Regions from separate parts of the Homo sapiens genome. Here region 2 is linked to region 1. The links are chromatin contacts, found by Hi-C or POLR2A ChIA-PET in ENCODE. All regions are on one chromosome and are shown on one strand. The core of a region is the stretch at or near the end of the contact, and the rest is flanking DNA. Distances in the headings are between cores, read along the strand shown.

Region 1 (5,940 bases), core at 1,087-3,586:
GTGATGGGGGCCAGCTGTGGGTACCCCTCCACCGCTTGCCAAATTAAACAGCAGAAAGAGAATGTCATTTCTTCGAACTCTATTTCCTAGTTGACTAAAATTCTAAAAGGAAAACAGAATGGCAGGCCTGGATCCTTTGCTATGTATATTTTCTTAATCTGTCATGGAATACTGGTTTTCCAGCTGTACAATATCTGATTTTGTTTTTCTGTACATAAATAGGCTTTTGATAAATATAAAATAAATGTATAAATTCTGAAAAAATCATCTTCAGATATACAATTTTTATTTCTAAATCACAAGACTACTTTTACAAGCAGAGGCTCTTTTCTAAATGAGACAAACTGAACAATGGAATGTCTTATATTTTATTGTTCTGCTTAGTTGAATGAAATAAAAAAATCTCGATTTTTTTTTAGCATAGTAAATGTCATTGGGAAAAATTATATAGAGCTTTCCATTCTAAATATAGAGGTAACTTTCCAGAAAACAAAAACCACCTTTTGTGAAGAAATGTACCTAATGTACATTTTAAAATACTATCTAAGTTCAGGCACAGTGGCTCACACCTATAATCCCAGCACTTTGTGAGGCCAAGGCAGGTGGATCAGCTGAGGTCGGGAGTTCAAGACCAGCCTGACCAACATGGAGAAACCCCATCTCTACTAAAAATACAAAATTAGCCAGGCGTGGTGGTGCATGCCTGTAATCCCAGCTACCCGGGAGGCTGAGGCAGGAGAATTGCTTGAACCTGGGAGGCGGAGGTTGCAGTGAGCCGAGATCGCCCCATTGCACTCCAGCCTAGACAACAAGAGTGAAACTCCATCTCAAAAAACAAACAAAAAACAATAAAATACTATCTAAAACAGTTGTTATTTAAAATATAAAAGCATAATAAAGCTAAACAAACTGCAAGCTGTAAGATGTTTGGAAAATGATTTGAAAATAATCTTATCAACTTCCCTTCCAGTAAACCTTTTTACTTTTGTTCCTGAATTATAAAATCAGAAATTTGAAAAGTATGTTACTCTTATAGTATAAAGCAAAAAAGGAAAATACTGACATAGGAGTATCATAGGTATGGGGCAAAAATAGCTTCAAAAAAAAAAAATCATTTAGCCTAGGTATGTTGCTCATCCTCATTGCCCGCTGGCCTAGACCATAACTCAAAGGCCAGAGGAATTGCCAGCTGGCCCTGGCTTTACTGTCTTCTAGCTGTGTTTTTACTTGGTAAAGAACCTTTAGCTCTCTGGGCCCCAATTTCATCATCTGCTAAAAGAGGGAATTTTTTTTAACAGGCATGTTGTTATGTAAAAATGAGAAACTATATTGTCTGTAAAAAATATCTGAATGAGCTATAAGATAGTATACAACAGTAAAATATTGTAAGTATTGTTCATATCTCATTCTTTCCCAATGTAACTTCTAATCCTTTGTTTTTTAGGAAGATAAAAATTGCACAGATACATTTGTTATATAGAAATACACTAAGCTTTTTAGAAATCTTTCAGAATGCATTACTATTCATCCTGCTAGATTCAGTCTTAGGACACCTCCACGATGTCATTAACACTTTTGGGTGCTTATAGAGTAAGTGATTGTCACAAATCAAACCTTTACATTTCAAGAGATAAGCAATGTGAGTAAATAAAATTTCAAAATAGAGAATTTAAAATGAATTTCCTTAAAATTAGAGCCTAAAGTTATTTTGGTGCCTTTAGACATATTTTAAATGAAATAAATTCAATAAAAGCCATATGGTTTATTAATATTTAGCTCTATTTCCCTTTACAAAGGACCATAGTATGATTTTAAGAAAATATTTATTTCATGCAGCTTCAGAGTTGTTGTTGTTCTCCTTCCTTGTATAATTGCATCCATCTTATTTTTTCCTCTTAGAATCAGAGTTTCTATTTTTGCTAGCTTGTGGTGCAGATTTTACTACTAAACACTGGGAATATCAAACTGGGCAATCAAATAAGCTTTCAAGGCTCCCACTCCCTTGAGACATGAGCAGGACGCAGGGCTAAATTTGGGGTTCCAATTCCTACCCCTCAAACAGTGGCAGGCTGAAGCCACACTTAGCCTTCATACAAGATTCATGATAATCCTGGGACTGGCTTGGCTCTGACACTGTATTAGATATGTGAAGATCCAAGCTGCTCTCTACATAACTCAGGGCAGAATAGGGATTGCTTTGTAGGCACCCTGGCTGTTTTAAAGTTTTCTTTTAACCAAGTGACTTTGAAATTTCTCAGTATTTTTTTTGTGTGTGAGTGAAAAGAGAGTCAGACAGAGGAGAGCTGACGTTCCCCAGGGGCAAATCGTGTTTTCGGTTCCTCTTTATACCAAAGTTTTTCTTGCATTTTATCTTATGTCTCCTCCTACAAGCTAAAGATTTGAGCAGTTCTTTTCTTACCAAATTTAAGGGATGAACGCTGCAAGGACATGTACCGACCATTGGATCTTAAATGCTTTACTCAAAGTACAGAAGGTAAATGCAGAAGTTTTCATTAATCCCTAACCACATTATTTGACACCTAGGTCTTTTTTATTAGACACTTATGGAGAAGCATTTGTAATCTTTACTTCAAAAACAAATGATAAGATGTCACTTTAACAGTTGCAGCCTTTATCAAGAGTTAGCTGATTGTATTTTATGTTTTTGTTTTTGTTTTTATTATGGGAGAAGAAGGCAATAAAGAAGGAAACAGACTTTCATAGCTCAAGACCATTTGGTCTTTACCGCATAACTTAATTGGATCCTCACAAAAGTCCTAGGGAGCAGATATTATAAATGCAATTTTAGATGGGCAGAAACAGGATCAGGAAGGTTAGGTGATATATTCAAATCACACAGCTAACACATAGTAGATCCAAAACTCAAAATCAATTTTGTCTGATTCTAAAGTTCATGCTTTTTCCACTGGCTACTAATGCCTCATAGAAAGGAAAGAGATTGAGGTACCTGACCTAGCCAGAGAACAGTGAGATTTATGTTCCAGTTCCCTGGTTTCTGAACAATTCTTCCATGAAATGATGATAACACCACCATATTATATTCCAGGGTTGCCAAATACATGGGACCAATACAAAACAGCATCTCCTCCTCCTGCCTGCTCAGGTCCTTCTGAAACCTCTGCGAACACTTCCTCTCGGGAGAGTTCTACCACGCTTTGCTCTGTTTTAGCATTTTCTTATTGAGACACCTGCCTCCTCACCTCATTTGTCCCATAGTGTTATAAAACAGAGGCAAACAAATGTTTTTAGAGAAAAAGCAAGGGAATAATAATAAGTTAGTTAGGACCTACCTTCTTTTGGATTAAAAATGATGCACGAGGTATTTTTGTGATACGAGTCCATTGCAACTTCTAGTGAAACAAACCTTCCCGTGAAGTAGATCAGAGATAACAAGAATCACATTCTACACATGCCTAAACTCTAATTCTTTTTTCTATGCCTGGCTTGAATCAGGTAAATTTTAATCCTTTATTTGTGACTGAAAACAAACTTGGCTACTGTCTGGGTGGAAGCAAAGGTAAGGACCCCTGTAGGTGAGAGATGTAGTTGGATATTGATTTGGTCAGATATACTTTACCTTATTTCACAATAGAGGACTGTATTTGGGGCTCCTGAAAGGGTCTAAAAAAATGGAGTAAAAACATACTAACCCCCAATTTTTCACTGTAAACTGTTTATCAGAATCTTTAGTAAGTTTCCCTTGCCTTTTTATCTGATTTTTAAAATCTGAGTGCACAGAATCAATTTTTCATAAAACTTGCAAGTTTTGAGGCTTTTGCTGCATGTCAGGCACCGTTCTAGGTATTGAGAGCAACAGCAGAAAACAGATAGATTTTGGTTTAAGTAGCTCATATTCGTGTGTGTGTGTGTGCGTGCATGCACACACACGTGGTGAGGGAGTGTTTATGTATGTGTGGCAGGAGGGACACAGATAACAAACAGATACATATAAAATATATAAGGTGGCAAAAATAAATCCCCATGATAATGAGTGCCATAAAAAAATAAACCCAGAAGGAGCTAGAAATTGGCTGGGGTTGGGGTGGGTAGTTTCTCTTTTATATTGAATAGTAAAAGAAGGAACCTCTGATAGGTTATTCTTTGAGAAGAAACATGTTTCTGACATTTTTCAGAAACAGCAAGGAGGTCAGTGTGACTTGAAAAGAGAAATTAGGTGACTGGTAGGGCAAGCAACAAAAGGTTAGACTGTACAGGACCTTTTAGGCCATAGCAAAGACATTGTATTCTACTTTGAATGAAATGAGAAGCATTAGTGGGTTTTGAGCGAAGGCTCACTCCAGCTGCTGTGTTCAGAAAGAATAGAGGAGCAAGCTGGAACTTAGTTATCTTTATTAACTGCCTCTGGACACACTTAGAGGGTTGTAGAGGGGATTGAGTGGTATAATACATACAAAGAGTTATTGCATGAGTTAATACATCCTAAATTCCTAGAACATGAAAATGCTCAGTGTCTTCGTTTGGGAGCCAGCATAATTAAGTGTTTTAGAGATGGTCCTGGGCATGTCCCTGTCTAGATTCAATCCTTGCTCCATTTCCTACTTGTTTGATTTTCTAAAAGTTACCTAACTCCTTCATTCCTTGAATTTCTCATTTGTAAATGTGAATAATATAGTGTCTCCCTCACAGGATCATTGTGAGGATTAAAATTAGTCTATGCCTATGAAATATCTATGGCATCACTGTGCACATAGTAAATATTCAATAAATGTTATCAATGTCACTATATAGCTTTTACATTTTACAAGGTGGTTTCAGGTTTTCCATCTCAAAAGCTCCTTATGAAGTAAATCACATAAATACTTCTATTTTTGTTTTGTAGAAAAAGGGATTGAGGTTCAGAGAAGTGAAATGACTTGCTCAAGATCACTTAGCCAGAAAGCAGTGGAGTGGAATCGAGCCCAGATCTTCCAAGTATTCTTTTCATTATATTCGGCTGCATTTGAATGTTTACGTATGTGTTAGAAGAACTCCAGGTCAAGCCTCTGAGCTCCAAATTGATGATTCTTTTTCTTTTATCATAGGTCTAACTAAAATATTTGTATAATGAATGAATGTATGCATTAATAAAAGAAAGAAATGAAACGAGAAAGGGGAATCCTTTATAAAGAGGACAAGTTTAGGTTGCTAGAACGTGCAGCGTGGATTTAGGAGACTGGATACCAATCAGTTGTTGACACATTGTATAATTCTGAGAAAATTGCCTAACATCTTGAGTCTTTGGTTTCTTCATCTGCTAAATGAAATCTCAGTATATTCTCATATCTGCTGGCTAGATTTGTGAAAATATATGCCAAGATAAAGATGGAAACACTTAGGAAAAAATGCTCCATATACCACATGTGTTGCTACTATTAAACTTCTCTAAGAAAATTCAGATCTAGACACCTCTAAAATACCTTCTGGGGTTGGTTAGTAAGCATTTGCTCAAAAACTTGAATTTTTGCACTTTTTTTGGTGGGGGAGGGAGAGTATGGATTAAAAACTTTTTTCTAGTGGCTTAAATTCATGGTAATTTTCCTAACTACCTTAGAAAAAGTTGTCCAGTCTCACCTTCTCCTTGATTTTCATGGTAAAAGTGATCACCTGGTGACTTAGTCCTTTCAGGATGCTATAACAAGATACCATAGACTGGGTAGCTTATAAACAACAGAGATACATTTTTCACAGTTCTGGAGGTGGGGAAGTCCAAGCTGGAGCTGCTAGCAGATTTGGTGTCTGGTGAGGACTCTCTTCTGGCTTCATAGACAGCACCTTCCTATGTCCTCAGGTGGTAGAAAGGGAAAGAGTTTCCCTGGGATCTCCTATAGAGTCAGTAATCCCATTCATGAGGACTCTGCTCTCATGACCTGAACATCTTCCAAAGGCCCCACATCCAAGTATCTTCACATTGGAACTGTT
Region 2 (5,940 bases), core at 1,697-4,196, 220 kb before region 1:
CACCCCTTTTGTAAATCATCCTCTCTTCTTCCTACTACTATCTCTTCCTAAATCTCTTGACTCTGTAACTTTATCATTCTGCAGCTATTATTTTTCTCACCTGAAATTGCTACTTCCCCTTTTTCTTACCGTACTTTACTTTTGGCCTCTCTTTCTACTTGGATAGTTGGTTAAGCAACCCTGTTCCCCCATGATTTCACAGGCTGGTTCTGCCTATTCATTCAAACAATTTGAGATGCTGTCTGAGGTCATGAAAGCTTGGCCCTGCTTGGAGAAACTTCCATTCTTCTATTCATCTGGCCAAATTCCTTTCTACATGTGAAATGCAGTATGAATTTTGCCTCCTGATGAAAAGTAGAAAAAGGTACCCATGGATCCTGAAGTTTTGGCATGCTAAAAACACCAGTTACTCACCTTCAGGCAAATGAAGACCAACCCATCAAGGACACATTTCTAGAGATTATGGCTTTGTTTTGAAACCTTTTCAGTGATATCTCCTGATGATTTTAGAAGTTTTCTGTGAAGACAAAAGAGTCATTTTGTAAATATCCCTTCGATATTTAAATAATCATATGAACTTCCTGTACAACTGTATTACATTTTCTTCAGTGAATTTTGCGTAGGGTTTGGTTCTATGGGCTTTTCTTTTGCCATATCTAAGCCACTCTGACAATGAGTTGAACGGTACTAACATCATGTAAAAACAAACAAAATCAATTTATAAGCATAGGGCTGGGCCATTGGCTTAGCTATAGTACCTGTAAGAAGGTCTTGAGGTTAATAGAGAACATCAGCAATCAGTGAAGAATAGGACTTGGATATGAAAAAACACAATAGAAAATCAGCATTTATAAAGATAAAATATCAAAAATGAAGCGACAATTGTTCTTTTCTCCTTAGTGTTGGTTGAACTTCATTTAAAGTATCATTTTTACTCTGCAGAGCATGAGTTTAGAAAAAGACATAGACATCTCAGGAATTCAGTGGGGAGAAACCAGGAGGGTAAGGAGATCTGCGTGAGGAATAGTTAAATGAATGAGGCATTGGCCTGCAAGAGTGAATTAACTAGAGTATCCAGTCACCATTTTCAAATATTTGAGAGGCTGTTATGTGGAAGGTGCACACAACTTGTTCTGTAAATACTAATGAGGGAGAGGATTGGGACATAGGGTATGTTTATAAGGATGGAGAAACTCCCAAATTCATGATACAAAATTTTTGATTTTTGAGAAAACTTATTTCTGATATTCTAGGATTTATAACATGTTCCTACATGTTAATTTCTCAGTGGGTTGTCTCTTCCATTTAATTTATAATTTAATAAGTTGACTTAATTTATTCTATAGAACAAGTTCTATAATCTTATATTATTGAAATTTTCTTGGACTTAGTTTCCTCATCTTATTACATACTATTCCCTATGTAAATGTAATCATTGTCCAGCAGAACATAAAAAAAAGTGTTGAATATTTTACATGTACTGAGTTTAAGGGGGGAAAAAGAATGATTTTAACTAAGGTAAGTTGTTTAGGGAAGGCAGGAGAATGACTAGGTTCATTGATTTTCCAATATCATAACTTTATCTGTACATATGATAATTTTATTGGATTATGTCTACCCAAATTCACAGCTGAGAAAATATTTCAGATTAATATCAGATATTATTCAGGGCAATTGGACAGAAGCACACTTATTCATCTTGATGGAAAAAATGAATTTAAGGGGGCCTCTTCTCTTGGAAGTTTATTCGTTTTCTATCCAGTGTGAATTAATCAGAATAAAACTTTTAAAAAATCTGAAAAAAATGTTTAAACTCTTTTTAAATATATATTTGATTTTTAAAATTTGCAAATGGGTAAATATTTTTAATTTTTAATTTTTTTTTTTTTTTTGAGACGGAGTTTCCCTCTTTTGCCCAGGCTGGAGTGCAGTGGCAGGATTTTGGCTCACTGCAACCTCTGCCCCCCAGGTTCAAGTGATTCTCCTACCTCAGCCTCCTGAGTAGCTGGGATTATAGGCACCTGCCACCACGCCCAGCTAATTTTTATATCTTTAGTAGAGACGAGGTTTTTGCCATGTTGCCCAGGCTGGTCTCAGACTCCTGACCTCAGGTGATCCACCTGCCTCGGCCTTCCAAAGTGCTAGGATTACAGGTGTGAGCAACCTCACCTGGCCTATTTTTATTTATTTTTTTAACATTTATTTTAAGTTCAGGGGTACATGTGCAGGTTTGTTACCTAGGTAAACTTGTACTTTTTAACTTTGAGGAACCGTTTTCCATAATGGCTATACTAATTTACATTCCCACCAACAGTGTACAAAGTTTCCTCTTCCACTGACATCCTGCGTGGTCTGTGTTCTTTGAATGGAGACCAGGGACCAGGAACTAGTCTGCAGTGAGCAGGGTGTGAGGCCAAGGCACAAATCACGTGTGTGTTTATATCTGTATAACAAGAAAATGTGCCGCAGGCAGTTTTAACTTGTCTAGTCCCTTTCTTTACTCTTGAAAAACCAGTCCTAGAGTACTTTGGGGAAGAAGCCCAGAGTGGCAATTAATGTTATTCACCCTCCTCCCACTCTGTAAATATGGGCTTTTCCCATGGTTAAGCAGAGGCTGTTTATTAATTTTTTCCTGTACTTTCTCCCTCAGTGATCTCCTGCACTCGTGTGTCCCCATGAATGTGCCCAGCTGTGTGTTAGTCCAGTAATTGCTGTGCTTTAAAGCATCTTTTCTTCTCCCCCTTGAATTAAATCTGTCAATTGTGAACCAGTAAACCAGTTTTCTCAAGAATTTTCAGTGGTTTCTTATAAAATTAGGCCACCAGTACTTTCACTCTTTGTCAATCAAAAGGAGGAAATTCAAGCGAAGTCAAGGTGCATATGTTAGTGAAAACTGAACTCCGGATTGGATGTCAGGTTCTTGTTTCAGCTCTGCCTTTAACAAGCTGGGTGGTGTTGTGCAACTTAGTTTCCTTATTACTAGCATGGAGGGGTGGGACTAGAAGACTTCTAGTTTCCTCCCAGCTCAATGAAAGCAAAGAATGCTTTCTTCTTAAGTTTTATTAGTGTTTCTCAGTATTTCTTTAACCTTCCGTGGATGAACTGCCTGATACACTGGAAGTGCACAAATAGATTTAAAAGTTTCACTTATGAGGTAGGTAATTAGGTTTTATCCAGTTGCTTACAGCATGCTAGGTATTGAGGGGAAAGTTAACTAGTTTTATCAGCCCCTGGTTTGAGTAAGTAGTAGTCAGTGTTTTGAGGAGTTGGGACTAGAAGAAAGAAAGGAGATTTGTTAAAAAATAAAGGTGGGCTGCTGTGTACCTAAGCAAGGACATCAACCTTCAGTTATCAAACAATAATAATTCACAGAATGGTTTTCAGAAAATCTAAACATAGCAATTAAAAATTTCAAGCTGAGATTTGAAGAAATCTGGAAGTTTATCCTTCTGTCTCAGGAAGATTTTATATTTCTGTTTTAGCATTTGAAACTCCAGCTCCTGCCGAATGCTTCTGGTTTCAGAGAGCTCACAATATTATAAGTCCAACTGTTTTGTTTCCAGTGTTGATACACTTTACATGGGTACTGTGTTTTCCAGAGAGTGGAAAAGCACTTTGATTATATACAATACTCATGTGTGTATGATGGGAAAAGATAGTCACTCTATTTTCTTTTTTAGGGGAAGATTAACATTCAACTAAAGGATACTCTGAATGATCATTCTACTTGTGCATCTGACAGGTTAGAAACAGACTGCGAGATTACAATATATTACTACTAATTATTTCTCATATTTTCAACCTTGATATGAGCTATTTTATGATAAGCCCTTGTCTCCAGGAACCTGGAAGTTTCAAGAGCTCTAAAACAATCATTCATAGCAGACTTCTTTACCGTGAGGCTATTCCTGTGTTCATGTTAAGATCACATCATTCTGAGGAACATGGCTCAAAAGAATTAATTTCAAGAATAAGTAACATTGTCTAACATTCTGGCCGTAGAAGTGTTTTCTCTTCCTATATCATGTTTTCCACTTGCGAGGAAAATTTTTAATGAAAAACACTTTGGCAGCAAAAAGAACAAAGCTGGAGGCATTGTACTACTTGCCTTCAAAATAGTATAGTAATCAAAACAGCATGATACTGGCATAAAAACAGACACATAAACCAATGGAACAGAGTAGAGAGCCCAGAAATAAATCCACATATATATGGCCGTTTGATTTTTGACAAAGATGCCAAGAAAACACAGTGGGAAAAGGTCAGTCTCTTCAATAGATAGTGTTGACAAAACTGTGTATCTACGTGCAGAATAAAAATGGTCCCTTTTCTCACCATATACAAAAGTCAACTCAAAATGGATTAAAGATTTAGATGTAAGATATGAACATGTAATAATACTAGCAGAAAACATAGGGGAAAACTCTATGACATTGGCCTGGGTAATGATTTTTTTAATATGACCCAAAAGCATAGGCAAGGAAAGCAATAATAGACAAATGGGATTATACCAAACTAAAAAGCTTCTGCATAGCTAAGGAAACAACAGAGGGAAGAGACAATCAGTGAAATAGGAGAAAATATTTGCAAGTAATACATTTTATAAGGGATTAATATCCAGAATATGTAAGAAACTCAACACAAAAAGCATTAAAAAATTGCCTAAAAACAAATAACCTAATTAATAAGTAGAGGACCTAAACAGACACTTCTCAAGAGAAGACATACAGATGGCCAAAAGGTATATGAAAAATGTTCAGTATCACTTATCATCAGGGAAATGCAAATTAAAACCACAATGAGATATCACCTCACACCTGCTAGAGTGGCTATTACCAAAAAGACAAAAGATAGTTGTTGGTGAAGATATGGAGAGAAAGGAAACTTTGTACATTGTTGGTGGGAAAGTAAATTAGTATAGCCATTATGGAAAACAGTATGGAGGTTCCTCAAAGTTTAAAAATAGGGGAGGAGGTTTAAAATGGCTGACTAGAAGGATTTCATGCCTGCCTCCTCTACTTAGAAGAACCAGAATAGTGCATAGACGGTCATAATTTGAATATACTATCCAAGAGAGAATGCTGGCATGCAACAGGGAAAGGACAGAAAACATGAAAAGCAGGAAAGAGGAAGGAAAAGTGGCAGCCTGCCTGGCTGGCATTGGCTGGGAGCCAGAAGTGACTTCACAACCTGGGGAATGGGTGAGTGAGAGATTTTCAGTGGCCTACATCCCCACCATGGAATCGTGCAGTTCTGGCCATGGGAGAACCCCTTGACCCACCCAAATCCTGGGACTAACATACGGAGCTTCTGGAAGATGATGGGACAGAACTGCTTCAGGGAGGGAGCTCGCACTGGGTCCCATACCCTTTCTGAGACCCAAGCTGCTACATTTAAGACTCCATTTCCAAACCTAGCAAACTGCATGCTCTCCTGGGGCTCAGTGGTACCAGGACTGAGGAATTATGGAAACTTGGGCTGTTACTGCTGGGACAGGAGAGCAAGCTGAGAGCCCTCCTGCAGTCAGCCAGGGCTAAGAAGCAAGTGAGGCATGAGCTGCAGTGGCCAATTTCAGCAAGCAAGTGATGCTGGGATCTGAGATGGAGATGCAAGTGGGGTGCAAGCTGCTGCTAGAACTTAGTCACAAGCTGGGTGGGTGCTCCTGCAGCCAAAGTGGGGTATGAGCTAGGTGTGCCAACTACTGCCACCAAGGCATGGGGGACAAGCCCTGCTGGGTCTGGGGTGTGAAAGGAATGTGGGTTCCCTACTTGCCAGACCAGTCTGTGGGCATTAAGGATGGCTTTACACTCTCCAAGGATAAGACCTAAGCACGGCTGCTATGTATGGCCCTTCACCCAAGCACTCTGCCTCGGACCTGAGGGTTGCCGTGTCTTAACCAACTGCAGCTGGTAGCTGTTCTCACAGCTGGCGGGCTTAAGC

The links. Hi-C counts contacts between places; a loop is a spot of excess contacts on that map. ChIA-PET counts read pairs that join two places held with the same protein, here RNA polymerase II (POLR2A). Pooled maps may share reads with other maps.
Region 2: a loop to region 1 is called in a map of GM12878, with 2.0 times the contacts of the local background. The contact joins two enhancer-like sites. A Hi-C loop is called at or near these places in 1 of 168 maps with a recorded cell type or tissue (GM12878), 12 of 37 single-sample maps with no recorded cell type and 5 of 50 pooled maps. POLR2A ChIA-PET finds 5 or more read pairs at or near these places in 1 of 52 experiments (PC-9).

The regions. Positions count from the first base shown.
Region 1 is chr4:104,739,732-104,745,671 of GRCh38, reverse strand. No RefSeq gene overlaps it. Among named protein-coding and RNA genes, the nearest start is that of CXXC4, 250 kb to the right of the region's middle. RefSeq lists enhancers at 2,197-2,346, 2,377-2,606. Within about 2 kb of position 2,336, at least 2 of the 41 ENCODE cell types and tissues checked have a DNase peak (open chromatin) inside an H3K27ac peak, as active enhancers do; they include GM12878, where a contact is called at or near this core.
Region 2 is chr4:104,963,822-104,969,761 of GRCh38, reverse strand. No RefSeq gene overlaps it. Among named protein-coding and RNA genes, the nearest start is that of TET2, 180 kb to the left of the region's middle. Within about 2 kb of position 2,946, at least 11 of the 41 ENCODE cell types and tissues checked have a DNase peak (open chromatin) inside an H3K27ac peak, as active enhancers do; they include GM12878, where a contact is called at or near this core.